Regions from separate parts of the Homo sapiens genome. Here all the other regions are linked to region 3. Evidence: chromatin loops called from intact Hi-C (ENCODE). Cell type or tissue: heart right ventricle. All regions are shown on one strand. Links, peaks and the distances in the headings refer to the core of each region. The heading gives the core; the rest is flanking DNA.

Evidence for each region. Peaks named below come from ENCODE experiments on the same cell type or tissue, not always from the same donor. Only the 100,000 strongest peaks of a DNase experiment are listed, where the experiment ranks them.
Region 1: a loop joins it to region 3, with 6 times the contacts of the local background. A loop is called at or near these places in 21 of 110 quality-filtered maps.
Region 2: it touches region 3 in a loop (7-fold over the local background); 2 of 110 quality-filtered maps call a loop at or near these places.

The regions. Positions count from the first base shown.
Region 1 is chr14:20,694,380-20,704,205 of GRCh38, forward strand. RNASE4 (ribonuclease A family member 4) reads left to right here. Exons shown (of 2, transcript NM_002937.5): 2 at 4,976-6,837. The coding sequence starts at 4,993. The coding sequence ends at 5,436. EGILA (EGFR interacting lncRNA) reads right to left here. Exons shown (of 4, transcript NR_174964.1): 2 at 4,943-5,119; 3 at 4,657-4,750. Among named protein-coding and RNA genes, the nearest start is that of EGILA, 7.6 kb to the right of the region's middle. RefSeq lists a silencer at 5,272-5,437. In heart right ventricle, for the core only: a CTCF peak has its summit at 3,533; a DNase peak (open chromatin) is centred at 3,522.
Region 2 is chr14:20,867,311-20,877,484 of GRCh38, forward strand. It overlaps LOC100507513 (a long non-coding RNA gene), which reads right to left. Exons shown (of 4, transcript XR_110261.4): 2 at 8,227-8,433; 3 at 6,249-7,526; 4 at 2,925-3,146. Among named protein-coding and RNA genes, the nearest start is that of RNASE3, 19 kb to the right of the region's middle. RefSeq lists enhancers at 6,482-6,581, 6,692-6,741. In heart right ventricle, for the core only: CTCF peaks have their summits at 6,498 (motif pointing left) and 6,700; a DNase peak (open chromatin) is centred at 6,521; H3K4me3 peaks cover 838 bases.
Region 3 is chr14:21,033,979-21,044,152 of GRCh38, forward strand. RNASE7 (ribonuclease A family member 7) reads left to right here and starts at 8,384. Exons shown (of 2, transcript NM_032572.4): 1 at 8,384-8,464; 2 at 8,975-10,174. The coding sequence starts at 9,015. The coding sequence ends at 9,485. It overlaps RNASE13 (ribonuclease A family member 13 (inactive)), which reads right to left and starts at 829. Exons shown (of 2, transcript NM_001012264.4): 1 at 678-829; 2 at 1-318. The coding sequence starts at 310. It also overlaps a transcript of NDRG2 not described here and a transcript of TPPP2 not described here. RefSeq lists a silencer at 5,160-5,324. In heart right ventricle, for the core only: CTCF peaks have their summits at 4,920 and 6,310 (motif pointing left); DNase peaks (open chromatin) are centred at 5,213 and 6,264; H3K27ac peaks cover 4,253 bases.

The DNA.
Region 1 (9,826 bases), core at 49-8,048, 340 kb before region 3:
ACCTCTCTCTCCTGGGTTCAAGTGATTCTCCTGCCTCAGCCTCCCAAATAGCTGAGATTACAGGCATGCACCACCACACCTGGCTAATTTTTGTGTTTTTAGTAGAGACAGGGTTTCACCGTTTTGGCCAGGTTGGTCTTGAACTCCTGACCTCGGGAGATCCGCCCACCTTGGCCTCTCAAAGTGCTGGGATTACAGGCATGAGCCACTGAGCCGGGCCACTTTTTCCTTATCAGTCAGTTTTTACAAGTCATTAGGGAGGTAGACTTTACCTCTCTGTGAAGGAAAGTATGGTATGTTGATCTACAGAGAGAGATGGAAAAATTCCAGGGCTCGTAGCTACTAAGCAGAATTTCCAAGATAGGCAAATTGTTTTTTCTGTCAAATAATAAGCTAATATTACTTCTACAAATATGAGACCTTGGAGAGAAGTTTCCAAGGACCAAGTACCAACATACCAACAGATTATTATAGTTTCTCTCACTCTTACACACACACACACACATATACACATATGTAATCCAGCATGAATACCAAAATTCATTCAGGGTAGCCACCTTTTGTCTTAAGCGAGAGATAATTTTGATGTTTGAATGGAATGCTCCCAGGATATTCTCTTGTCATGGTTATTTTATATAAAATTCAAAAACCAATTACATTATTTCCTCTGTAATCTTTTACTTTATCAACTAATGTCTGGCAAGTGTGATGTTTTGGGGAAGTTATAGAAGATTCCGGCCAGGCGCTGTGGCTCACGCCTGTAATCCAGCACTTTGGGAAGCTGAGGCGGACAGATCACGAGGTCAAGAGATCAAGACCATCCTGGACAACATGGTGAAACCTTGTCTCTACTAAAAATGTGAAAATTAGCTGGGCGTGGTGGCACACACCTATAGTCCCAGCTACTCGGGAGGCTGAGGCAGGAGAATCGCTTGAACCTAGGAGGCGGAGGTTGCACTGAGCCGAGATCACGCCACTGCACTCCAGCCTGGGCGACAGAGCGAGACTCCATCTCAAAAAAAAAAAAAAAAGAAAGATCCCAGTTTATCCCAGTTTATCCCTTATTCTTCCTCAATTCTCAAGATTTGTTTTTAAGTTAACATAACTTAGGTTAACACACTCTTTGTAAAATACACTGTTCAATCTACAGACTCAGTGGTTAGCTTCCTGTTAACTAATTTCTGTTGACAGGTACTTGGATATTTTATTTAGAAAGTGGTTGCCAATAAATTAGTTATAAGTCGCCAGTTTCACTGCCTTGTGAACACATAATTATTGTGGTCTCAGTATTCCCTATGGTGGCTTCTCCTGCTCCTGGTATTGCCCTGAAATGGGCCAAAAGCCGTGGCTCCCCAATACTCAGGTTATAGAACATTGTCCAGGTACCACCTAGGAGAGCCCAGCCTCACTGAAAGTATTCAAATTTAGGAATGGGTTTGAGAAGTAGGTAGCTGGTATGTGCTTAGCACAAGAATCTCTCTTCCTTGGGTTAGTCTGTTTCAAAACTGAAAACACTGTCATTCCTTAAGAAAATAGGAAAAAGTATTCCAAACCTCTGTCACTAGAAAATTTGCCATATTACCAAATCTCAAAAACCTCTCAGGAAATGAGAAAGTCCCAGTTTCTGGTAAACTATTTGGGCCCTTTTCTCAAGTTCTCCAACCAGTGCTATTTCCTTGAGGTGAGGCAAAGTTACTCAAGATCATCGCTGCCACTCAAGGCCTTGATAGGGCAAGTGAAAGGCATGGACCATTATTATATTGATCACAGCATAAGCTGTGAAAACCCACATCTTCTCCAAACATCTGCTTGGAGCATTATCATCGCATAGTTTGCTCTGGTGTTCAGGGAAATCGCTGTTTCATAGGAAATCACATGGCAGTGGGATGGGAGTGTTTCCTGACCTGCCGATGGTACTGGCACCTGAGCAAGCATTCCTAGTCCTTTTTGGTCTGGGCCTCTTGTTCTATCACAACCACAAGCTGTTTAAAATAAAACGTCAAGTCACAGGCAGGTCATTTTATCCTGCGTGAATCAATTGAAGAATTGAAGTCCTGGTCAGCTGTGATTGTTGGCTTTGCAAGGAAAAAGAAGGAACACTCCAAAATGCTAAATGCTTTGAAGAATAGTGACATGCAAGGAAGAAAATTCCATGCAATTTGGAGAAGAAACATTTTTCTAGGAATCTAGTAGCTGAGATATTTTATAGTTTAAAAACAGACTTCCAATATCTTGAGAATACAGTTAGCTCTACGAAATAAAGAGGAGTCAATAATATATGCAACTCTGTAGTCATTCATTATTTTATCCAGATTGACAGAAGCAGAGGAAACCAAGAAAAATGGAAGTGGTAAAAAAAAAAAAATGCAGTAATTGCCAATATTTACTGAGCATTTACCCTGTGCTAGGCCTTGTTATAGGCGCTTAGATTGATTTTCTTTTCATAACATCCCTAAGAGGTAGGTATTACATGCTCATTTTGCTTATGAGGAAATCTGCTGAGAGAGATTAAGTAATTTTCTCATGGTCACAGCCTCAGTCTTTTAGACCACGGTGTCAAAAGAAGTTCTTACTGTGAGTCAGGGTGGTGCAGTGGAGAAAGCGTTTGGGGAAAATCCTGACCCAAAAGTGTGCGTTGGGATGATGTGGAGATCATTCAATTTTCTCTTGTAGCTACAGCTTTGAGATGCACCCATTGGTATCCACACTGGCCTGCTGTCCTCAAATATTTCTCTATGTCTTGTTTACTTGAGTAGTGCAGAAAAGCTGACGTCCTGGGTCTGCTCTCGCATGCATAGGTGAGGTTTTCTCTGTAGCTAGTCATCTTGCTAAACCATATTTTTGGTCACAAAGAATCAGGATGAGAGAAAGTAGATAAAACCATGGAAACTCGAGGTGCCACCGGAAGAGCAAACCAAAGTATATTGATCTGCTGAAGCTATAATCCAAGTACTAAGTATACCTTCAGAAGTTGTATGCATTGTTCTTGGGGCAAAAAGGAAATCAAACATCTGCCCTTCCTCCCACAACCTCTTTACTTCCCTCTCTTCCTAACACTGTATCTCACATCTACAGCTGCAGGCACACAGATATGACATACAGCTTGATATCTTTATGTGCAAAGGCAAAAGATGGCTATGGATATAGGAGGTGGCATTTAAAAGAACAATATCCATGTTTGATACTGCTTTCATTATCAATAATGAAAAGGTAGCCTTTCAGCAGAACAAAGTAAGGTACAGGTCGTTTGGAAGCCATTTCAGTCATTCACACAGTGTGATCCACCATTACGAAGCAGAATTTGAAATCAAAAGACAATAGTACCCATATACATCAAACTAGGAGTTCAACTGGGGTCAGTCCTTGGACTGCACATACAGAGTTGGGCTGCCTGACTCTCAAAACATTGCCCTTGCTAATTTGCGTTGCTCACTTCCTATTGAATCAGGGATGATTTTTCTTTGCTGTAGTGAATCAGCCCTGCTACACTGCAAGAATCAAGCCGATTCACAATTCACATCAATTCCAGGAGTGACGGCCAGATGGCAGCATCTGGCTAGTCAGTTGGTGAGTGAGTCCACCTCCAGTCTTGATTAAACTCTGCTGCTGGGAAGTAGCAATTCTGAGCATAAATGTCTTTGATATCCTGAATATTTTGGGTGTGGGATGAGAGAGGCAGTAGATAGTGGAAAGAGCACAGGGTGTAGACTAAGATAGGCCTGGATTCCTTTCTTTAATCTGTCAATGAAAGCAATGAATGTTCTGAAACTACATGGCAATGCTTTTTTTGTTGCCACTCTGGCTTTTTTTTTTAATGCTATAAAATATATGCCTATTTTTCACTGCCAAGAGGTGACAACACAATGATGCTGCAACCAGAGAAGACAGACAGCTACCAACAACTATTGACAAGACAGAAGGAACATCAAGAATAGATGCAAGACAAAGCAATGTATCTCCATGGCCTAGATTTTTTAGGTTATGCATAGAAACAGCAAGGAGAAGAAGACACAATCCAAGTTTTCTTTTGAGAATATTGTGCTGTTTAAATTTATTTTTTAAACATTTCTTAGCTTTTCTTATTAGTCAATTTCATAAGCCTGGGAAACATCTTTACTCTATCCATTTAATTGCATTTGTTCATTAGCTTACTCATTTCACTTATTAGTTCATTCAAACAGTAGCTATTATCAACTGTCTTCTAAGAACTGTAACTGGGTATTCTGGTTTTGCTTTTTTTTAAAAAATAGAATTAAAAGGATTTCCAAAAGGACCTGATTTTACATTAGAATTAGAATAATACATTTTAAATTAATGTATAACATATATTATTCTAGAATTAGAATAGATTTTAAATCACATTAGAATAATAGCCACATGACAAAAAAGAAAAGAAAAATAATAAAATTAATGACAAAGAAAAACAATAGTCATGTGAGAGGAAAGGCAAAGCCTAAATATTCCTCTGTCCTCTTCCTCCACCTAGATTCCCAGATGTAAGGTATTAAAAGTAGTTTGTAAACTTTCTGTGACGTATGCTGAGTCTATCCAAACTGTCGGGAATTGGAGCCTCCCGGGAACCAAACACTCCCCAAAGATCATACACCTACGGAGTTCCCCCAAGAGACACACAACTGCAGTTTCATGTAGGTTCACCTTTTCTCTCTTTTTATACTCTGTCCACACAAACCTGGCAGCCACGCAGTCAGTCCCTGCCCTGTGTCATTGTACTGGCCACAGCAACTTCTCTCTGTAAATGAGAAAGGTCTTGCTTTCAGAAAAGATCATGTTTGCAAACTACTCACTCTTGAGGAAGAAGGGTGGGAAAAGTAGCAGAGATGAGTGGGGAGATGGTGCATATAAGAAGGAGGAAAGAGGAGACTATGGAGTCAGGATGCCGGCTTGCTATTCTCAACACCTTTTTCCAGTGCCCAGTTCTTACCTTATTTCTCCTGCCCCTTGCTTTCTTTTCTAGGCACCTCTAAGATACTGATGGCTCTGCAGAGGACCCATTCATTGCTTCTGCTTTTGCTGCTGACCCTGCTGGGGCTGGGGCTGGTCCAGCCCTCCTATGGCCAGGATGGCATGTACCAGCGATTCCTGCGGCAACACGTGCACCCTGAGGAGACAGGTGGCAGTGATCGCTACTGCAACTTGATGATGCAAAGACGGAAGATGACTTTGTATCACTGCAAGCGCTTCAACACCTTCATCCATGAAGATATCTGGAACATTCGTAGTATCTGCAGCACCACCAATATCCAATGCAAGAACGGCAAGATGAACTGCCATGAGGGTGTAGTGAAGGTCACAGATTGCAGGGACACAGGAAGTTCCAGGGCACCCAACTGCAGATATCGGGCCATAGCGAGCACTAGACGTGTTGTCATTGCCTGTGAGGGTAACCCACAGGTGCCTGTGCACTTTGACGGTTAGATGCCACCATGTAGGGATTATCGCGAGTGGTTGACCTTACACTTACTCCTTAAATAGCAGTGAGTAATGCATTTGAGCTGTCCCAGGCTCTGTCTCCTCAGCTCATTTCCTACTCTTTTTCTCTATATAACTCATTCTATTAAATACATTGCACCAAAGAGATATGGAGACATAAACCTGTAATGAATGAGGCTGGGCTTTTCTGTAATAAGCTTCCTTTTATAATACTGGTCAGCTTAGCTCTCTCAGATCCTATCCTGTGGAATTTAGTTATTATGTGTATTTATGTAGTATTTCAAACATTTCAAAATGCTTTCATCTATGTTTATCACATTTTAATACCACAGCACTTATAATGATGTCACTACATATAGAAGCTCAAAGTTAAGGGATTTGCTGAAGACTGTAAAGTTAATGGAAGAATTGAGACAAAAATCCAGTGTAGCTGGCCACTTATCCAGGGCTTTTTCTACTTCATCACAAGGAATGTTTTGAAAGTGTCTGCTTTTTTTATCCTTAAAATTCACCTGTCAGGGAGGCATTAAAAATTTGGAAATGTATGCCAGCAAAATGTGAGCTCTGTATTTTTTGGCATTCTTATGTTTGGGTTTAATAAGATTAAGAAAATGATACTGGGAATTTTCTTTTTCCTGAAACTTTGAATCACCCTAGTAAGTCAAAGTACTAAAAAATGTACTAGATCATTAAGACTTATGTGCTCTTACTGATTGAAAGATTTTTTATGTTTTCCTTGTAATAAAGGACCTAAACCGAAGGTACCTGAGAAGACTGTGCTATGGTATTATTTTTTTTCTCTGACTTTTAAATTCTTGTTTAGTTTATAAACATGCATGCACCTTAATAACCTCATAAACTCTGGTCAAAGACTAATGCCTATCAGATCCATGACCACAACACAGAAGATTTGTCTCATTTACTCCAGAGAGAATGATTCCTCTCAAAGACAATTCTCACAGCTCTTCCTTCTCCCTTAGAATATTTAGAAGCAAATTAGGGAGCTGTCAGGTCTCTGAGCCCAAGCCTGCACGTATACATCCAGATGGCCTGAAGCAACTGAAGAACCACAAAAGAAGTGAAAATAACCAATTCCTGCCTTAACTGATGACATTCCACCACTGTGATTTGTTCCTGCCCCACCTTAACTGATCAATTAGCCTTGTGACATTCCTTCTCCTGGACAATTAGACTCAGGAGCTCCCCACCAGAGCACCTTGTGACCCCCGCCCCTGCCCGCTAGAGAATAACCCACTTTGACCGTAATTTCCCACTACCAACCCAAATCCTATAAAACTGCCCCACCCCATCTCCCTTTGCTGACTCCTTTTTTGGACTCAGTCTGCCTGCACCCAGGTGATTAAAAAGCTTTATTGCTCACACAAAGCCTGTTTGGTGGTCTCTTCACATGGACGCGTGTGGCATTTAGTGCCGAAGACCCAGAACAGGGGGACTCCTTCAGGAGACTGGTCCCCTGTCCTCGCCTTCACTCCATGAGGAGGTCCACCTATGACCTCAGGTCCTCAGACCAACCAGCCCAAGGAACATCTCACCCATTTCAAATTGGGTAAGCGGTCTTTTCACTGTCTTCTCCAGCCTCTCTTGCTACCCTTCAATCTCCCTGTCCTTCCAATTCCAGTTCTCTTTCCTCTCTAGTAGAGACAAAGGAGACGCATTTTATCCATGGACCCAAAACTCAGACACCAGTCACGGACTCGGGAAGATAGTCTTCCCTTGGCGTCTGATCATTGTGGGGATGCCTGCCCTGATCATTCACCCACATTCCATTGGTGTCTGATCACTGTGGGGACACCTGCCATGGTCATTCACCCACATTCCCTTGATGGCAAGTCAATCGCGGGATGCCTGCTTTGGCTGATCGTCCACGTTATAGCCCAGGGCTGCTCACCACCCCCTTTGCTGTGTCTCTACCTTTCTCTTTAAACTTACTTCTTCACTGTGGGCAACCTTCCACCCTGCATTCCCCCTTCTTCTCCCTTAGCCTGTGTTCTCAAGAACTTAAAACCTCTTCAACTCACACCTGACCTAAAACCTAAATGCCTTATTTTCTTCTGCAATACCGTTTGGCCCTAATACAAACCCAACAATGGTTCCAAATGGCCAGAAAACGGCACTTTTGATTTCTCCATCTTACAAGATCTAGATGATTTTTGTCGAAAAATGGGGAAATAGTCTGAGGTGCCTGACATCCAGGCATTCTTTTACACATCAGTCCCTCCCTAGTCTCTGCTCCCAATGTGACTTGTCCCAAATCTTTCTTCTTTCTCTCCTGTCTGTTTCTTCAGTCTCCACCCCAAGCTCTGAGTCCTTTGAATTCTCCTTTTCTACAGACCCATCTGACCTCTTCCCTCCTCCCCAGGCTGCTGCTCACCAGCCAGGCCAAGCCAGGTCCTGATTCTTCCTCACCCTCTGCTCCCCCACCCTATAATCCTTTTATCACCTCCCCTCCTCACACCTGGTCCAGCTTACAGTTTCATTCCATGACTAGCTCTCCCCAACCTGCCCAAAAATTTCCTCTTAAAGAGGTGGCTGGAGCTGAAGGTACAGTCAAGGTTAATGCTCCTTTTTCTTTATCCAACCTCTCCCAAATGAGTTAGCATTTAGGCTTTTTTTTTTTTTTTTTTATCAAATATAAAAACCCAGCCCAGTTCATGGCCCATTTGGCAACAACCCTTAGACACTTTACTGTCCTAGACCCAGAGAGGCCAGAAGGCCGTCTTATTCTCAATATGCATTTTATTAGTCAATCCACTCCTGACATTAACAAAGCTCCAAAAATTAGATTCTGGCCCTCAAACCCCACAACAGGACTTAATTAACCTCGCCTTCAAGGTGTACAATAATAGAGAAGAGGCAGCCAAGTGGCAACATATTTCTGAGTTGCAATTACTTGCCTCCACTATGAGAGAAGCCCCAGCCACATCTCCAGCACACAAGAACTTCAAAATGCCTGAACTGCAGTGGCCAGGTGTTCCTCCAGGACCTCCTCCCCCAGGATCTTGCTTCAAGTGCTAGAAATCTGGCCACTGGGCCAAGGAATGCCTGCAGCCCGGGATTCCTCCTAAGCCATGTCCCATCTGTGCGGGACCCCACTGGAAACCGGACTGTCCAACTCGCCCAGCAGCCACTCCCAGAGCCCCTGGAATTCTGGCCCAAGGCTCTCTGACTGACTCCTTCCCAGATCTTCTTGGCTTAGTGGCTGAAGACTGACGTGGCTCAATTATCTCAGAAGCCTCCTGGACCATCACAGATGCTTTCGGTAACTCTTACAGTGGAGGGTAAGTCCATCCCCTTCTTGATCAATATGGAGGCCACCCACTCCACATTACCTTCTTTTCAAGGGCCTGTTTCTCTTGCCTCCATAACTGTTGTGCATATTGATGGCCAGGCTTTTAAAACTCCCCAACTCTGGTGCCAACTTGGACAACATTTTTTATGCACTCCTTTTTAGTTATCCCCACCTGCCCACCTCCCTTATTAGGTTGAGACATTTTAACTAAATTATCTGCTTCCCTGACTATTCCTGGGCTACAGTCACACCTATTCCCACCCTTTTCCCCAGTTCACATACTCCTCTTCTGTCTCCCTACCTTAATCCACAAGTATAGGATACCTGTGCTCCTTCCTTGGTGACCGATCATGCACCCCTTACCATCCCTTTAAAACCTAATCACCCTTACTCCTCTCAATGCCAGTATGCCATCCCACAACAGGCTTTGAGGGGACTAAAGCCTGTTATCACTTGCCTGTTACAGCATGGCCTTTTAAAGCCTACAAGCTCTCCTTACAATTCTCCCATTTTACTTGTCCAAAAACTGGACAAGCCTTACAGGTTAGTTCAGGATCTGCACCTTATCAACCAAATTGTTTTGCCTATCCACTCTGTGGTGCCCAACCCGTACACCCTTTTGTCCTCAATAAATTCCTCCACAGCTCACTATTCTGTTCTTGATCTTAAAGATGCTTTTTTCACTATTCCCCTGCACCTGTCATCCCAGCCTCTCTTTGCTTTTACCTGGACTGATCCTGACACCCATCAGCCTCAGCAACTTACCTGGGCTGTACTGCCACAAGGCTTCAGGGACAGCCCCCATTACTTCAGTCAAGCCCTTTCTCATGATCTACTTTCTTTCTGTCCATCTGCTTCTCACCTTATTCAATATTTTGATGACCTTCTACTTTATAGCCCCTCCTACAAATCTTCTCAACGGGACACCCTCCTGTTCCTCCAATATCTGTTCTCAAAAGGATATCATGTATCCCCCTCCAAAGCCCAAATTTCTTCCTCATCTGTTACCTATCTCAGCATAATTCTTCATGAAAACACACGTGCTCTCCTTGCTGATTGTGTCCA
Region 2 (10,174 bases), core at 1,535-9,534, 170 kb before region 3:
TCAGTTGTGGGGAAGATTGAGTTATGATGGGAGATTCCTTATAGTTCTAAGACATGTGGAGATGAATTAGAAGGAAGCTAACCAATATTGCACAGATATTGTGCTGTGTATGATTCGTTTATGTATTTATAAAGGATGCCTCGTTCCCCACTAAAGTGCATTTGTTTTGATAGAGGGTTTTCACTCCACTTGGTCAAATTACAAATATGTTGTTATTAAGAAATTTCATAACTATGTTTATGTAAAATGTGGTTTTAAATGTAATTTTTGAGAGAATTTATTTAAAAGGGAAAAACATGCTTATATGTGAAAAGTGGGTAATATAAACATGTTGCTTGTTTTTGAGAGAAAGTCTGTGGAAGAACTAATGAGAATCTAGGCTAAGGCTCCTATAAACTTCAATCTCTAGTGAGAGTTTTATCATAAAGTCCAGGCAGCTGTGCTGTCATTGAACATTGAGCATCAGTATCCCCATATCTCTAAAGGGGAATGCTAAGCTGAGTTTTCTGCAGACCACGACCACCAGCTTTTGAGGTAACTTTAGCCTCCTTATGCAGAAATGAGGAAGAAAATCTTGTAGGTGAGGATCAATGATGCACTAGCTGGGCATCAGTGGCAGCCTGACAGTAAGACACTGATTGTTCCTCTTAAGTTGGTGTATGTCTGTCACTATTACCCTACACATTAGCTTGCTCCCTGCTAGCTTATTGACAGAAACAAATGTAAATGCTGCATTAATCAAGTGTATATGTGTCATAAATATTTTCTCTTAGTATGGCCTATACTTTGAAATCCTGAACCTAAGGGTTTTGGGTTTAACCTTTGGTTATCACTCAAAATGAAACACCTATGTTTTCTTGTAGATCTTGTCCAGAATGGCCTGCTGAATCCTTGAAAGCCGTAAGAGAGACGTATAGCAACCTATTCTGAATCAACTTGTTCAATCTAGCAATTCTGTCACTCTAAGAGAATCTTCTCAGCCTCGTACTCCTTTCTTGGACAACCACTACTTTAAAAGCAGGATCATGTTCAATGGCATTCTGGCAATACAGATGTCCATTAAGTAGAAATGCACAATGTCTACTTGTTGAATATCTAATTGTTCTCCAAATTTATTAACAGGATCTTCTATCTTGATAGGAAAAAAAAATTCATATTTTGAAATCTATCTATCTATCTATATAGATAGATAGATATATTTTCTTTCTGAGAATATATATATTTTTTCTTTTTGAGATGGAGTTTTACTCTTGTTGCCCAGGCTGGAGTGCAATGGCACAGTCTCAGGTCACTGCAACATCCACCTCCTGGGTTCAAGCGATTCTCCTGCCTCAGCCTCCCGAGTAGCTGGGATTACAGGCACCTGCCACCATGCCTGGCTTATTTTTGTATTTTTAGTACAGACGGGGTTTCACCATGTTGGCCAGGCTGGTCTCAAACCCTTGACCTCAAATGATCCACCCGCCTCGGCCTCCCAAAGTGCTGGGATTAGAGGCGTGAGCCACTGCACCTGGCTATATATATATTTTTAGAACTCCTTCTTTCCACAGTGTAGAAAGTACACATTACAAAGCTCAGTCAAATGCCAGGAACTTAAACATCCACACATTAGCATAAATTGTTAATTAATTTCTCAAAAAAAGAAAAAAATGCATCTCACTTGAATTCCAGGGAATCAACCTAAAGTATACTGAGATTCCTAAACTGAACCTTAAAACACAAGACACAGAATCAAAAGTCAAAGAACAAAAGGAACATTCTTCAGCAGGAGATAGGGAGCTGGTTTTAGAAACAGGTGGAGATCACCGAGTCTCAGCATAAGCAAAAGCAACACAGAAACCTAGGCTTTTGAAAAATGTCTAAAATACAGCAAAAGAGAAGGCATTCGAATGTTTTTGTGTAGTAATAGCAGGCTACTAATACAGGAATACAGACTATATTAATCCATGACATTTCAGTGAAACAATAAAAACAACTCTTTGGACATCCAGAAACAAAGGATGTTTTATCTAGTTAACTTTTTTTTTTTTTGAGACAGGGTCTGGCTCTGTCTCCCAGGCTGGAGTGCAGCAGCCCAACCTCGGCTCACTGTGACCTCCACCTCCTAGGCTCAAGCGATCCTCCCACCTCACCCTCCTGAGTAGTCGGGACTACAGGCGTGTGCCACTACGCCCGGCTAATTTTTGTATTTTTTGTAGAGATGGGGTTTCACCATGTTGCCCAGACTGGTCCCAAATTCCTGGACTTAAGTGATCCACTCACCTCACCCTCTCAAAGTGCTGGGATTACAGGCATGAACCACTGCCCCTGGCCCCCTTTTTATTCATATGTGAAGACAATAGAAAGACATTCTTCCATCACTAATATTTACTTAATTAACATTTCTGAGTGCCTTTGATATGACAAGCACTATGCTAAGTGCCATATAGGGAGAGGTGAACAAAACAGACAGGTGCTTGTATCCTAGAAAACTTTGCCTCTGCACACCTTGCTTGTGATAATAATTATAGGGCATATGCCAAACACTGAGCTATAAATCTATGAAGGAAGGATGTTGCTTACTTATCACAAGTGATAACCAGTGATACCAGTATCTATGAGCCATAGAAAAAAAGATTGCCTATTTCCCTGACTAGCTCAGAGGGATACAGCTTAATTCAGAAGATAAAACCTTTTCTTTTTTTTTTCTTTGAGATGGAGTCTTGCTCTGTCGCCAGGCTGGAGTGCAGTGGCGCAGTCTCGGCTCACTGCAACCTCCACTTCCCGGGTTCAAGCAATTCTCCTGTCTCAGCCTCCCGAGTAGCTGGGACAACAGGTGCACGCCACCACGCCCAGCTAATTTTTATATTTTTAGTAGAGACAGGATTTCACCATGTTGGCCAGGTTGGTCTTGATCTCTTGACCTCGTGATCCGCCTGCCTCAGCCTCCCAAAGTGTTGGGATTACAGGCGTGAGCCACTGCACCAAGCCAAGAAAACTCTTTCTTTATGGCAGCATTAGGCACCCCCAATAAGAGCCCACTCACATCATCATGATAGACAGAAACACTGCAGGGGGAAAAATGATCTTGCCTTTGGGCACCAGGACATTGGGACCTCCCAAGTAGTCTGCATCAGTGGATCATAAGGACCAACCATTTATCAAATCTGGGAAAGACAAAAGGCAAGCATAAGATTAAAAAGTAATGCAGGTCTTCGCCAGATGGCTCTGCTGCTTAATAAGTAAAATCACAATCACAGAAGGTGATAACCAAGGATAATTAGGTAAACGACCACACTCCATTTAATCACAGTTCAGAAGATCTTCCCTAATTTCTGCTGAAGTCTCTTCAATAATTTCACCTACCTCTGGAAGAAACTAGAGGACTAATGGGAAGAGTCCATTGGTGTTTATGTGGGAAAAGGAAGGTGCAAGCCATTTCAGCTCAAGGAAAGAAAGGAAGGGAGGGAGGGAGGAAGAAAGAGAAAGAGAAATGAGGAAAGGAAGGAACGGAAAAGAGAGAAAAGAAGAAAGGAGGGTAGAAGAAAGAAAGGAGGGAGGGAGGAAAGAAGAGAAACTGACTTTCCAAAGACACAGCTGAAGCAGCAGCTAAGAGGTAACATTATGAAAGTATGGGGTATCATTCTTCAGGATGCAGTGTATTTATTAAATCAGAGGCCTGTAAAGGGTACTGTGTTCCCAATAGGAAGAATACACGGATCCAGGAACCGAGAAGTAGAAGCAGGAGTAGCTCCACTTACCATCTCTCTGATTGACCCACTCAGATATGTTGTGCTTTCATTTCTGTAACTCTAGGCTCTGCAGGGTCAAAGGTCCAGGTCCCCAAAGAAGATGCACCCTTGCCAACTTACACAGAAAGGTCTCATTGAACTGCAAGCTACAGCTTTTCCCAGGACACTTTGGATTTCTCGTGTCTAGGGACCAGCAGACGTGAAGAGGAGTTGCCATACTGTCAAGGCTAAGTAACCTTGATTAGCAGGAGGGAGGTAGGGCTGCTTTTACCCAATAGAGGCAGAAAAGAATTTATGTAGAACCCAAGTAATCTACTTGGGTGCTTTCTGTTACTCCCATGCTCCATTTTAACTGTGAATGTAAGTGTGTAGCCACCTCAGCCTGAGAAAAATATGATTACCAAGGGCTTAACCCTCAGAACTGGTGAGAGGGTAAATAAGAATAAGCAACTAAGACCTAAGGGTAAAGGGAGATTAGAATACATAGTAAAGGAAGGAGTGGATGGGTGCTAGTTACAGCCCCAAGATCTGCGGCATTGACAGTGACTACAGTTTGTTTGTCCACAGTAAACTTCCTCTTAAGTTTCCCTTCAGGAACAGAGACTGGTAGGAAGCCTGGAGGAGTTGTCTCTTGAACCTGTCTGGGGAAGCAGATCTGTGTGGCTCAAGAGGTGGACCTGGCCAGGCACGGTGGCTCACACCTGTAATCCCAGCACTTTGGGAGGCTGAGGAGGGCAGATCACCTGAGGTAAGGAATTCAAGACCAGCCTGGCCAACATGGTGAAACCCTGTCTCTACTAAAAATACAAAAATTAGCTGGGTGTGGTGGCGCATGCCTGTAATCCCAGCTACTCAGGAGGCTGAGGAAGGAGAGTTGCTTGAACCCAGGAACCGAAGGTTGCAGTGAACCGAGATTGTGCCACTGCACTCCAGCCTGGGTGACTGAGTGAGACTCAATCTCAAAAAAAAAGACGGACCCATTCTAAAAAAGTTTCTACATGAGTTTATAAGTACTCGCTTCTGCATGTCTGAAAAAATCTCTGTCTAATAAGAGAGACACACCTCAAAAGTTTTATCAATAAAAAAGGTACAAAAAAGTCAGAATAAAAATAGGACATAAAATCAATGCTATAAATATTAAACAGATTATGAATAACTTTGTGCTAATATATTTGGGAACTTTAGACGAAATGGATAAATTCCTACGTGGGAAAAAACAATCTACCAAAGCTTTCTCAAGAAGAAATGGAAAAGTTAGCATCTCTTTAACCATTAAGGAAATTGAAACAGAAGTTTAAAATAGTTTGAGGCTAAGCCTGGTGGTGTGTACCTGTAGACCCAGCTACTCTGGAGGCTGAGGCAGCAGGATTATTCGAGATCAGGAGTTCAAGCCCAGGAGTTTGAGGCACCTGAGACCGAGTGTTCAAGGATCAGTTGAGACCAGTAATTCGAGGTATGCTCTGTGATTGCACCTGTGAATAGCCACTGCACACTAGCCTGGGCAACATAGGAAGACCCATCTCCAAAAAAAAAAAAAAAGGAAAAGAAAAAAGAAAAAGCAGTCTCAAAGAAAATAAGAAAATATCAGGACCAAACAGCCTTACATGTGAGTTCTACCAAGTATTAAAATAACATATAATTCCAGTTACAAAATAAAGAAGGACTACTCCCCAATTCATTTCTGGAAGCTAACATATAACCTAGATACCAAAATTAAACAAGGCAATACAAAAAATTACAGACCAATCTCATTCGTGAACATAAATGCAAAAAAAATTTAACAAAATATTAGCAAATTAAATTTAGTCATATATAAAAAAGATTATATCACATAACCAAAATGGGTTTATCCCAGGAATACAAGGTTGGTTTAGTATTCTAAAATCAACTAATCTAATTCACCCCATTAACTGATTAAAGAAATATGCTGTATAATCCCATCATTCAACGAAATTCCCAATCCATTCAAGAGACATAAACAGGAGCAGAAGGGAAGAAACTTTTCTAATCTAAAAATGGGCATCTACAAAAGATCCACAGCAACAACCAGACCTACCAAAATGGCCCCTTAAAGATTTCTTGAAGGCACTTTTATAGCGAGCATTAGGCTAAGTGCTGAATGTCAAGAACAAAGGCAAAACAGCTATACCTCCTGGCATCGGGGGAAGGAATGAAAGTAATAGTATCCAGTTTTGTCACTGGATTATTCCAAAAGGGTAAAATCCTCACGCAACTCTGTTCCACAGGCACCGGGCTAGTCAGTTAATGGACGGCTGCCCTAGAGTCAAGTGCCCTCCTTTGCTTCAAAACCTTGTCACCATTCTGCTGGAGTCACAGGGTAGAGAATATGAACACCTTTGGATGCTTCCTCTCGTGGATAAAATAACCTCCTTCAGAAGGGGATCGGTGATGTAATGGATTCCATGAAAGAAATAAACTCTTCTCCAGCGCAGCTGAACTGTAAAGCTCATAACACAAGTAGGTCCTCAGTGCATATTCACTTCCTTTCCTTCTTACCTGAGGTGCTGCAGTGTGAATCTGAAGGTGGCAGGTTCAACGTTAAAGTGCTGCAGTGTATGAAAGTTATGGTAGACTCAGAAATCTGTTCTTCAACAGTTAGACTGTATTTATGCTGGCTGGATTTTGTTTATTCACCTATTATCGTCTACCCGTGTCAGCAACCAAGAAACCTGCAGCCTGTCTCAAAGGAAACCAAGAAAGAAGTTTTGGACTCTTGTGCAGGAAGCTTGTGGCGCGGCGCCCCCTGCCGACCAATACGACGGCCACGGGAACTGGGAGACCACGAAGGCTCTGGGCCTGCGGAGTTGCCCAAGCTCCTCCGGCTTCTCCGGAAACGGCTTTTTCCGGTGACACCCCTGGAGCCACAGTGATTTGTTTCCCTAAAGGAAGCGGTTTCCCGCCAGGGTATCGTCCCTAATACCCTCCGAAGGAGCCCATTGAGGAGAAAGGCATAGAATGTCCCGCAGAAGGCAGAAGGACCCTATGATCCAGGAAACCTAGGGCCAGCCATCAGGAGGTTTTATGAGAGCAGCTGGTGGGAAGATCAGCCCCAGGAGAAGGGGATTGTCTAGCAGCTTGGTTGGAGCAAGTCTTTTCCCGAGTATTATTTCCGTAATTCAGGCTCCCTCCCACCAACCCTCCACTGCAGCCTTATCCTCCACCAAAAGCCCTGACACTGTGGCAGGGGTAGGGCACATGGGGTTGGTGGGGAACAGGCTGTAAGAAAGACGCAGGAGCCTGCGTGCAAAGGACGAAGCATTTACAAAGAAGACCTTGACAGTGCTGCACAGATTTGAAGGCGTAGGGTGCAAGTCATTCAGGTGCCGTTGTCAGGAGGAACCTAGCCATCCAGGTGAACAGATGCCCCCTTCTTGCAGCCCACTCGCATGGGCCTGGTGGACTCCTTCTTATTTTTGGTAGTGGCAGTGAAGAGGTCGGGTCCCTGTGCTGGCAAAGCAGTCAGTGACATTGACATCATGAGTACTGTTGTGGCAGCTGCACATGGAGGGGCTGTTGGTACAGGGCAGTGGTGGAGTTCTGCAGAAATCTGCTATGGTGGTCAGATTCTATGAATGAATGTGTGGATCTGCTCGCATTTACCCCTATAGATCAGCCAACGGCACCTCATCATCACATCACAGTATCGGTGGTGTCCTCTAGGGACCCACGACCTGGGGTTGTCTAAATGTCGTGTTGAGAAGGGCAGGGCTGGAATGAAGACAGTTACGTCCAAAAGGAGGAAAAGGAGGAGGGTCCACATCAGATTCATGTTTCCTGTGAAAGCATTTCAAAGAAGAGCAGAGTCAAAAGAACAAGCCACGGTCCCTTGTCCTGTTCCTAAGAAGTCTTGGCCCTATACTTAATGTTCCCAGTTCTCCCCTCCTGCCTTTTCTACACTTATTCTTTGTGTACTCTTGGCAACAAGTGTTCTCACATCCTTTTTCCACCTCCTTGTCAATAACGGAGATGACTACCGCCCTCTCAACCCTTTATGGGATTGTCCTATGTACAAGGTTATTTCCAAACCCCAAAGTGATTCTTGCTCCTTACCTAAGCAGACCAGTTAAACTAAAAACTTTCATCTCTGAGGTGTTTGCATCTATCAGTCCATCTGCTGCTCACCCATAGCCTGTGAGGTGAGGCAGGTATCATTGCCAACCCCTTTTTAGAGTGACCTAACTCAGAAGAGAATTGACAGATCCATATGACCTGCATCTTAGAAAATATTTTCACTTCCTTAAATACAAATGTCTGTTTAAACGCTGTTTTTAAAAATGTGAGCATTTCAATTCTAAGGGAGTAGAGTTTATGTTTCCCCCACATATTTCTCTGCCTCAAAATAAAGATTCCCAACTCTTCCATGTATAGAGCCCATCTTCCAGAAATGTTCTAATTCTTGGTGATCAGGGATTCTGGGTGACTGTGTGTGAGCCTTCTGTCTCTAGGTCTAATATCTGACTCTTTTTTTACATACCTGGTAGTTCCAAGAAAGGGTTTTCTGCAGAGCAGATGACATCCACAGAGATGGATATATCCCTCTCAGAGGTTGATACTCCTAGTAGAAATGGAATCCCCGTTGCCTCTCTCCTTCCTCTAATCTTGTAGAAATTTCATTGTGGATATTTTCTTCCCAGAGGTTAGGGTGCAGGCCGTATGGAAAACTCTCAGGCCTGTCAATGATCTTAAACAGATTGCCAGGTATTACTAATTTTATGCTTACTATTTCACACCTAAAATGTTCACCAGCATCACACAGAGTGCCTATGACATCACTGCAAATATGCAGAAACTTGGGGTTTAGTGTCTATCATAAGCTTGCTACTGGAGCTTGGCAAATCACCTTATCCTTCTACTCCTCATCACTAAAGTGAAGATTATAGACAAAAGATCTCTTTCAGCTCTCACATTCTGTATTTTTTTTATACATTACTGTGTGGGTTCATGTGTGATTTTGTATATGTGCATATTGGTATACACATGTTCAAGTAAGGAGAAATAATTAGTTTGCAAATTGAGTTTCCATTTGAGAATTGTTAATCTAATTAAGTGCAATTTTTCCAATTTTAAAACTCTATGATGGCTGGGCACGGTGGCTCACGCCTGTAATCCCAGCACTTTGGGAGGCCGAGGTGGGTGGATTGCCTGAGGTCAGGAGTTTGAGACCAGCCTGGCCAACATGGTGAAATCCTGTCTCTACCAAAAATACAAAAATTAACTGGGCATGATGGCAGGCACCAGTAATCCCAGCTACTCAGGAGGCTGAGACGGGAGAATCACTTGAACCCGGGATACAGAGGTTACAGTGGTCCGAGATTGCATCATTGAACTCCAGCCTAGGTGACAAGAGCAAGACTTCATCTCAAAAACAAACAAAAAAAAATTATGGGTATGTAGTAGGTGTATATATTTAAGGGGTACATGAGATATTTTGGTACAGGCATCCAATGCCTAATAATCACATCAGGGTAAATGGGGTATCCATCCCTTCAAGCATTTTTTCTTTATGCTACAAACAAGCCAATTTAAATCTTTTAGTTATTTTAAAATGTACAATAAAATTATTATTGATGATAGTCACCCTATATTTGTGCTATCAAAACTAGATCTTATACATTCTTTTTTCTTTTTGAGACCGAGTCTTGTTCTGTCGCCCAGACTGGAGTGTAGTGGCATGATCTTGGCTCAGTACAACTTCTGCCTCCTGGGTTCAAGTGAGTCTCCTGCCTCAGCCTCCCAAGTAGCTGGGATTACAGGCATATGCCACCATGCCCAGCTAATTTTTGTATTTTTAGTAGGAACGGTGTTTAGCCATGTTGGCCAGGCTGGTCTTCAACCCCTGACCTCAGGTGATCTGCCGCCTCAACTTCCCAAAGTGCTAGGATTACAGGTGTGAGGCACTGTGCCCAGCCTATTCATTCTATTTTTTTTTTTTTTTTTTACCCATTAACCATTAACTTCCCCCTCACCCACCCTCCAATGCTAGGCACTTTGAATCAAATAAAATGAAAGGGTGTTAGAATCAGCCTCAGAACCAAGGACTTTCTTAACTTCTCCTGTTTTGCCCCTAAGTGCAGGATGAAACTCTTCCTTTCTGAAGTTACCTTATCCAAAGCTCCTCCAGAAAGAACCCAGTGGACTTTGATCACCTCCCTGAGATTTTCTTAACCAGAGAAGATTAAACTCACAGCAGAAAGTGAGACTGAGGGATGTCACCACACCTAGGCAGACTTTGTCAGAAGCTGTTGTCTATTCTTTGTCATACTCCAAAGAGTTTCCAAAGAGTATAATTTACAAACTATGGTAGGTTCTTTGGGCCCATTCAACTCTCCTAAAAATAATTTCCTATTCCTCAAAATTGCCTACATTCCGCCATCTCTCTCTCTCCTGTGAAGAAGGGCATATAGATTCTGAACCTCACTGGG
Region 3 (10,174 bases), core at 1,518-9,517:
GGGTGAGTGTGCAGTATTCATTGTAATTCTCACAGAAGCTGTCACTATACTTGCAGAACTTCTGGATGGCCTTCCAAGGGGCATGTATCACATAATGGATCTTTGGGCAATCTGAATTTTGCATCTTGCCTCGCATATAGGACATCAGACCATTACAATAGCCCCGGAAACCCTTTGGGTAGTTAACCCTGGGATAGTCAATGCTTAAGGTATAGAAGTTCCTGCTGCCAATCTGCATCTTGATGTCCATGACCAGAGTTGGCCCCAGAACAAGCTGGAGGAAAAGGAGCCGGGTCACAGCTGGTGCCATTCCTCCTGCTGGTAGAGTTAAGGTGGTTGGGGGCAGCAGTGGGCCTGAAGTGGCTGTCTGCCACATCCCAGAGCCTCCAGCATTCCCAACCCAACAGTACTTTAGAGATCATCTCACCCATAACCAAGTTCTCATGACCCAGAAAGAGGAGATGCTTGCCCAAGGCCACCCAGACAACCAGCCACCTTCAGCCAGCCCTGCTCCCCTGGTCCACCACAGAATCTCAGCCTCTGCAGAGTCCGTGAGCTACATTTGCAGAATAAGAGCTCTAACTGGTCCTTGGGTGAGAGACTCTTCCCAAGAGTCCTTGGGCCCCTGGCACTCCTGCTAGTAAAAAATGCAGAGAAGAAAGAAGGAGCAGGCTGACCTGACAATTCTCTGGCAGCTGGGAGGAAGGACAGGAGCTGAAGATAGCTGGGTAGGGACGTGTATTCTTCTTGCCAAGGCCAAGACAGTCAAGAGATGAGGAGAGGCTAGAAAGGTTTCTAGGTAAAAATCAGTCTGGGAGGAGGGAATGTCCCCGAGTTTGATGAGCCCCTGTGCTAAGAGGGTTGGATGGGTGGGAGGAAAGAGGCATTACTATCTGGTCTCCTCCTCTACAGTGTCATTGGAACACTTACTTCCAATCTCCTTGCCAAAAGTTCCTAAGTGCCTGGGCTTTCTTTGATGTTTTCTCTGTTCCATAGCCTGTGCTCTCGTGGCAAGGTGAGTAGGAAAGCACTGTTATGTTTCTGAGGAACAAAGTGCTTCTTATTCCTGACCCTCAGAGAACAGAGCATTCGCCACTTTGTCATCCCACTCACGGGAGCCCAGGAGGGCATGTACTCAGGGGCCTCCCACCAAAGTGCTGGGCTGAGAATCAAAGACCTCCATGTGGACTCCCCACGGTCCCTATCAGCCTTACTCCTGTCACACCCACAGCCTTCACCTGTGACCTCAGGCCCTGTCAGAGTTTGAGCACTACTGGAAATCTCTGCATGCTGACTCTGAAGCCTCAAACTTGGCAGTTTGGATTTGAAAGCATAACCTGAACATGAAAAGCTGTGGATGCCAGAGCCTGGCATGATCCGTTTCGTACTGTTGGTTGATCTCTGAGTGGTTTGCCATGCTGGGGAAAGGGCCACGCTCCTATCTTTTTCATCAACATCTTCCCTTTCATCAGAATCAAAGAGCCAGCTCCCTGGAAACTGCTAGCTCTTGCCCTTGACTTCCACAGGTCACTCAGCCTTGTTAGTCTGCAAGGTGTCTTCCAGATTTGGGGCCTCCTCTTAGGAGAGCCTTTTTACCTTTGCTGGGCAGCAGAAAAGGGGAGTCAGAACACAGAAAGCTGAGTGCTCCAACACCCTCAGTATAGCTCAGGAGGAGGGAGTAAGGCCGCAGAGAGAAAGATTGGTGTTCCTCATGTAGAGCCCCCTAAACTGGCACTTTCTGACAGCACAAACCACAGTCCAAAATGGAATCCATCCTCCCCATAACTTGTTTCTCTTCCTGTTTTGTCAACTCAGTTTCCCTGGTTACCTATGCAAGAAACCTGAAAGTGATCCTAGACCCCTCCACCTCCCCAATCCCAGCTACGGGGAGGCGGTCCTGCATGGTGGTTAAGATCAAGGCTTTTGAGTGAAACAGACCAGGAATTGAATCCTGCCTCTGCAGCTTACAAACTGCACACCATCTATCTGTTTACGAAACCACTGAAAGCTTCCTTGTTTCATCTGTTCATGAGGATAGTATTTTTTACCTCACGGCAGTATGAGGATCCATTAAGATGTATATCAAGAGTTTTTAGACCAGTGCCCGGCACATGGTGAGTCCTCAGTATGAGCCTGAGTCCATCAGTCACACAGCCCTGACAATCTTAAACTTTTCCCAAGCCCATCTCTTCCATTCTTATTTCTTCCTCAGTGGATGCTCTCGTCTCGCCTGGACAGCACACACACTCCAACTCCAGTAAGACTCAACTCAAATATATCTCTTATACAACTTCAAGAGAAAAAGTGTGATCCCTTCTTTCGTCTAAAAGTCTGCAATAGCTTGTTTCTCATAGGGTAGGGGTGCCCAGTCTTTTGGCTTCCCTGGGCCACATTGGAAGAAGAATTGTCTTGGGCCGCACATAAAATACACTATCACTAACGATAGCTGATGAGCTTAAAACATGCAAAAAAATTCATAATGTTTTAAGAAAGTTTACGAATTTGTGTTGGGCTGCATTCAAAGCCATCCTGGGCCACATGTGACCCGCGGGCCATGGGTTGGACAAGCTTGTCGTAGGGTATAGTCCAAACTACATCTCACAGGACATAAGACTTCCCATGATCTTGCACCTGCCCATGTGTACAACTGCATCTGCATCCCTGCCTGCTTCCCACCTTGTCCCCCACCTCCTCTATGCCCTATCTGCTGCTGTCTCCTCTACCTGGAACCCTGCTGCTGCACCGTTCCTCGCCCCCATCTATTCCATGGTGCTAGCTCATAGAAAGACTCAACCCAGAGGTCCCACTTAGAAAGCCTCTGCTGGGAAGACCTCGCCAAGGAAGTGGGCACCGTCAAGCAAGTGAGGATAGAGCCCACATGGGCAGGTGGCTCATCTGTATTCTTCAGGCTGCTCAACAAGACAACACTGAGCGGGTGCCAATGCAGGGTGTCGCCTGAGCCTGGCTGACTCAGGCCTTTGCTTTGAGGAAGCCAACCACATTGTGGTCCCTGCCTTGAATCATGCCACCTCTTCCCTGGTCCCTCAAGGCTGCAGCTTCCCTGAGAATAGAAAGGGACTTTTTATACCTTTTGTTCTTCCTCTTCCTTCATTCCCCAGCCACCCATCACCGCTCTTCGCTCCCCCCACCCAACACCACTCACTTCTGCCGCACAATTACAGAAACTGAACAGCACATTATAGAGGAAAGCATTCAGGACTTAAATGATTTAATGATGATGAGCCTTCGGCTTCCCAACTGCAATCCTGGTGATCTGTTCCCTAAAATCCTGTCCTAGAGGTGCTGATGCATAAGATTACTTCATCCATTCTGACAACCTCATCATGGTGTCATGTGCTCCGTAAGCCTGAGATTAGTGGGATTGTTACCCCATTACACCGGGTTTTACATACACAAGCATTTCCCTAGGGATGAAAAACTAAGTTCTAGAGTGACAGTGGCTTGCTCAAGGTCATATGTCTAATTCAGTAGTTCCAGGGACAATTGGATAATGTCTGGAGACATTTTTGGTTGTCACAACCAGGAGTTGCTACTGGCCTGTGGCCAGGGATATTGCTGAACATCCCACATTTCACAGGACAGCTCCCATAACAAAGAATTATCCAGACCAAGATGTAAATAACACTGAGGTTGTGAAGCCCTGGTCTAAATAATTAGCTAATCAAATTTCTTAACCAAAGCAGACTTACTTGTATCTTATGTATTAAAAAAATGATAAACATCTGGGACATCAAAATATTTTTGTTAAACAAATGTTGATTGTAATGGTGCTGATTCTACCAGAAAAATGTGTATTGATAGTTCACCATTGAAACAATAACTGAGTTGTTTTTCCTGTAAAGATGACCCTCTGCATGTAATCATTTACACATTCTCTCCCTTCCCTCCCCAATGGTAAGCATTTATAGAACAACTGGCTAGGGTGGCAGGTGCAAGGGTGACTCCCTATGACTGAGGAGAACCCCAAAATTTTGCTCTGAGTGGGCTCACCATGATCTCATTGGCATTATCTTTTGCCCTGTCCAATTCAAGTTGCTCAAACAATATACTGTGTCATGGACAGTTCCTGGGCTGTCCTTGAACCTGAAGGATTGCCTCAGCCATCTCAACCTTCTTCTCATAGCATCACCTCAAACCCAGGGCTGAAGTCTAGAAGCCGCATTGTCACTTCCTCATCTGTTAACCATCTCTGTGGGCTGGAGGCAATCCCACCTCAGACTGGGATCATTCAGGAGCAGACGGAATGCCTTCTAAAAGTTGAATCAGTTAGGGTCACTTATATGCAAGGCATTATGCTATATACTGTGAAATGTGCAAAAGAAATGTAACGGGTGGTCCTCATCTTGTGGGAATTGACAGTCTAAGAGAAAAATAATACATACACATGAAGAAATAACCAGTGATTCAAGGCAGAAAATTATACATTCTGAAGACAGTAAATGCTGTAGGAATTTAGAGGTGAGAAAGATGTCTCTGAATTGGGAGGGTCAGAGAAAGTTTTCCTGAAGGGTCACCCTGGCTTGGAAATGGATCTCATGGTGAAGTTAGAAGTTCAGTGGAGATAAAGAGGATTATGAAAGACATGCTTGAAAAATGGGGGGAAACCGGTCTGGCTGGGGTTGAGGCACTCAGTGGGAGAAAAATCAGAGATAAAGTTAGAAAGACAGGTTTGCCCGATTGTGACAGACCCTGATTACCAGGCTAAGGAAATGATACTTTGCTCTGTAGATAAATGGGGAGCTGGGAGGGCTTGTGAGACAAGGCCCCAGTGAACCCCCAAATCAGTTTCCTCTTTCCTCCATCCTGGCTTGTCTAAACGCATTGGTCTGGGAGCCAAGGATTCCAAATTTCTGTCAGTGCTGCCTCCTCCTGACCCACAGCTGTTCCAGGAAAGGTCATGGGAATTCAAGGACCTGAAGAAAGTCCCACATCTGACCTCAACTTGCTGTATGTTTCACTTTCTCAGTCTACAAAAATGAGCCCATTACCTTTATTTATCAAAGGACCAACAAAATTAGGATAACAGAACTTGGATCTGCTTTTGCTTGGAAGGGAACTCTCACGGGCTTTCCATTGGTATCCAGAGGCTGTGTGGAACTCCGGAAGGCAGAGAGGCTTGGCTCTGAAGGGTAGGCACCAATCCAGGCCCGGCCCTCCTCTCTCCCTTCCCCCTTCACTCCCTCCCAGCACAGGCGAGAGGAAGCAGCAGCTGTTGTCCTGTGGGGAAGACAGGCAGAGGTCCACCTGGCACTGTTGGGATTTTCACAACACCCGCCCCAACTTAAACACACACACAACAGCCTAAGGAGAAGCTGGGCCAACAGAAGTGACTTCGACGATAGAATGAGAAGGAAGCAGGGGTAGAGATTGCTGGTGTAAGGGACTTTTTCTTCCCTTCTGTCTTCTCTCCCACTGTTTTGTCTTCTGCTCTTGCTCTCTCTCTCAGAGTCTTTCTTCTCCTCCTGTGAAACTCCTGAACCAGTCCCTGGCCTGATGCCTGAATCTTTTTGTTCTTCCTAAACTTGTCCCCCTTCCTCCATCTTTTTCTGTTGCCCCATGAATGCAGTGAAGCCAAAATAGCAAAATCAGCCTACCAAGTACAAGGTGAAGCAGATCTTGGAAGCTGGATAATTTGGGCACACAAACAAAATCACCTCCCTTATCCAAATAATTGAGGCAAAACAAAGATTTCAGTTGAATTGCACGTATGGTAGGTACGACTCAATTTCGATTTTCATGTGCAAACTTAAAACCTTACTCTCTTTTCCCTTTGGACTGAAGCAGCAGGGCCATGTTTATTTCACTTTCACACAGTCCTAAGGCAGCCTTCTACGCAGCCCAGCATACTCGAGTTGAAGAGCAAACTAGGATAATTATAATATCAGGAAAACACAAGTGTAGAGGGAAATTTAAATCATGGCTTGAAAACATCCCACTCTAGGATAATGAGAAGTAGAAAGGAGACCAAGCTAGGCATTCAAATGAGCTTGCAGCCTTCCATCCAGCCTCCACTCCAAAGGCTAGACTGGCCTGTGCTGATACACATTTGATACACAGCCTGGTTTAAACCGTGGATTTTATCTCCTAACATTCATGTTTCTACGGCAGCAGGGGCATAATTCTCTATCCAGAACTTCTATCCAGAAGTTCAGCCTGCAAAGTTTGGGATACCTTAACAAAGAAGTGAACAGCTGCTCCCCCAACCAAGGCCTCGCTGAGGACAAACCAGAAGAGCCAGAGGCCTGTGTGAACTTGTTCTTGATTCTCTTTTGCCATCTAGTGGCATTTCTCATCTCCAGCACCACTTTTGCTTCTAAAGATCCTTCATCCTGACCCCCAACCCACAGCTGTGCTGTCCAGCTACTAAAATAATGTCCTCCTGGCCTCAAAACAAACTCCCCATCCTCCTGACTTAGAATCATAAATTCTGGACCAGAACACAAACTTTATGATCAGGATGGGTTGTGCGACTTCTCCACAGTTATAATCCACACAACAGCCAGGTAATCCTTTAAGCTGACACGTTCTTTATTCATCTACTTAGAACCCTTCCAGGGTTCCCTACTGTGCTTGGAGTAAAAGCCACAGGCCTTCAAATGGTCCGTAAGTCTTCCCAATGACCTGGTCTCTGGTCCCTCTCTGAACTCTCAGTTACCTGCTCCAGCCACACTGGACACACTGCTGTTCCTCCAACACCTCAGGCATCTGTCTGCTCTGGGGCTTTTGCAGTGCTAGTCTCTTCACTTGGAACATTCTTCCTCCGGATAATCACAAGTTCACTCTTATCTTCAAGTCTCTGCCCCAGAGTCAGCGATTTCAACGATGTTACGTAAAATTACTGACCACCAACCCCTATACTGTTCTACTTTTTTCCCTAGCCATTATCACTTTGAGCAAAGTATACGTATTTTTTTTTACTGTCTTTCTCCAATGGAATGTAAGCTCTACAAAGGCAGGGACTTTTGTCTTTGTTTTTTGTTGTTGTTTGTTTGTTTGTTTGTTTGTTTTTTGAGACAGGGTCTCACTCTGTGACCCAGGCTGGAGTGCAGTGGTGCAATCATGATTTTCACTGCAGATTTTATCTCTCAAGCTCAAGCAATCCTCCCTCCTCAGCCTCTGGAGTAGCTGGGACCACAGGCATGCACCACCATGCCTGGCTAATTTTTCAAATTTTTTATAGAGACAGGGTTTCGCCACATTGCCCAGGCTGGTCTTGAATTCGTGGCCTTAGGCAATCCTCCTGCCATGGCCTCCCAAAGTGCTAGGATTACAGGTGTGGGCCACCGTACCTGGCCATTTTTGCCTTTTTTGTTCAGTGATATATCCCAAGTATCTTGACACTTAGTAGATGCTCGATAAATGTTTGTTGACCACATGAATGAAGCATGCCCAAGATTCTGAGATTGCCTACTACTTACAGGTAAATTCTGAAAACAAAAATATTCCTCATCTCAGTTTTACAGGCCTTCTCACCCACAGAGGGTGATGCTTCTCTGCCTTGGTGTCTCGGTTCTCCTGAGTGTCATATTCCAAGCTCACAAGAGCTTGGAGTAGCACTGACCCAGATGCTCCACACAGCTGTAACCACCACAAGGAACAGGACATACAAGGTGAAGGAAGCACTAAGGCAGGATGTCGAGAGCAGCAACAGCATTTTAAACACAAACATTTGGGCAGTATTAAATTTTTGCAATTTTCAATAAAAAAGGGAGGGAACAAGTGAAATTGAGAGGTGTTGGCTGCCTTCTCCAGCTAAAGCCATGTGGCCTTGGTTGGTACCTGGAACTGGAGAGGCCTGTGAATCATTGTGGAATGGCTTCGCTATTGGGGATGGTGCCAGGCCTCGTGACAGTGATGATTCATTCACCCACTTCCCTCGTGTCTGTTCCATCTCCTCCGAAAGATAACCAGTATCTCCAGATGACAAGGAACCAGACAAAGCATCTTTCTAGGCTGTCCTATCTGTGCCTCAGGTCAGAGAAGAAGCAACCCTTAACACCACAGTGATTGACTCTTCCCAGGATCAAGGGCCAGAAGTGTATATGAGAGGATATGAATGACAACTCTTCCTGAAATTGATTTCAGTTGACACCTGGGTCAGGTGCTCTATTAAAGAGTCATTAAAATCATGTGGCCAGGGAACAAATACAGTCTTCGAATGTGACGATTCAAGCTTCCTCATTGCTGAACATGTTTAGGCAGGTACAGGCATCCTTAGGTGTCCACGTATTTGGGACATGTAAGTGGAGAGGCATGAACCTGATTCATTTCCTGATCCAGTGATGCTCCCAGCCCACCCCCAAACAGACACAGCGTAGCCCGGGCCAGCTCTTAAGGAGTTCAGGAGTGAGAAGAGGCCCTCAGAGATCTGACAGCCTAGGAGTGCGTGGACACCACCTCAGCCCACTGAGCAGGAGTCACAGCACGAAGACCAAGCGCAAAGGTGAGGCTGTGGCAGGATCTGGGGAGGAGTGAGGACAGAGAAGGAGGGATGGGTTCTGATCCTGAGAGTACACTCAGGTGAGCGATAAAATGGATAAAGGAGGGACTGGATTTAGGGGAGATGAGGACACGCATTGGGGAAAGGGGAGAGTGATGTTGGGGATGGAGGCAAAAAATGAAAAAGAATGGGAACACAGACGAGATGGGAATCGGGAGAGGATGAGACACAGACACAGGAACATGGAGACACAAAAGGGATGAGACTTAAGGGAAAGGGGAGAGGACAAAGAGTGACAGGCAACAGGGACAGAATGAAGGGAACAGAAATACAAGATGAGAGATGGGGCCACAGGGTTGTTGTTGGGGCTGCAGTGGATGTGGACACACAGAAGAAGAGGCAGAGATGAGACACAAAGTGAGGAAAGGAGACAACCGAGTAGGGAGATGGGTGACTAGCTCATATGAGCAGGTATAAGAGGACTAATTTCTCAACTGAACACCTCTGTCCCAGCGACCCCTGCCCTCCATCCTGACTGCTCCTCCTAAGAGAGATGGCACCGGCCAGAGCAGGATTCTGCCCCCTTCTGCTGCTTCTGCTGCTGGGGCTGTGGGTGGCAGAGATCCCAGTCAGTGCCAAGCCCAAGGGCATGACCTCATCACAGTGGTTTAAAATTCAGCACATGCAGCCCAGCCCTCAAGCATGCAACTCAGCCATGAAAAACATTAACAAGCACACAAAACGGTGCAAAGACCTCAACACCTTCCTGCACGAGCCTTTCTCCAGTGTGGCCGCCACCTGCCAGACCCCCAAAATAGCCTGCAAGAATGGCGATAAAAACTGCCACCAGAGCCACGGGGCCGTGTCCCTGACCATGTGTAAGCTCACCTCAGGGAAGCATCCGAACTGCAGGTACAAAGAGAAGCGACAGAACAAGTCTTACGTAGTGGCCTGTAAGCCTCCCCAGAAAAAGGACTCTCAGCAATTCCACCTGGTTCCTGTACACTTGGACAGAGTCCTTTAGGTTTCCAGACTGGCTTGCTCTTTGGCTGACCTTCAATTCCCTCTCCAGGACTCCGCACCACTCCCCTACACCCAGAGCATTCTCTTCCCCTCATCTCTTGGGGCTGTTCCTGGTTCAGCCTCTGCTGGGAGGCTGAAGCTGACACTCTGGTGAGCTGAGCTCTAGAGGGATGGCTTTTCATCTTTTTGTTGCTGTTTTCCCAGATGCTTATCCCCAAGAAACAGCAAGCTCAGGTCTGTGGGTTCCCTGGTCTATGCCATTGCACATGTCTCCCCTGCCCCCTGGCATTAGGGCAGCATGACAAGGAGAGGAAATAAATGGAAAGGGGGCATATGGGATTTGTGGACACAGCTGTTTCTGTTCCTGAACTAGAAGTCTTCCCCAGCTCTGACGTGGCAGTGAGGTGACCTGAAGGAAAGAAAAATATAAATAAATACCACTTCATATTTGTATAGAATCCTCTAATCCCTTGTGACATAGACTTGACAGGGATTGTATGCCTTCTTTATGGATGAGGAAATTAAGGTTTTAGAAAGCTTAATGAATTAAAGAGCTTGTCTAATTAGTTAGTAGCAGAACCTGGACTTGAACCTAGGTCTCCTTGCTCTAAATACAGTGTACCTTCTACTCTACCAGTTGCGCAAGAAAGAAGTCACTGTTACAGAGGCAAGCGGTGAACTAGGTAAGAG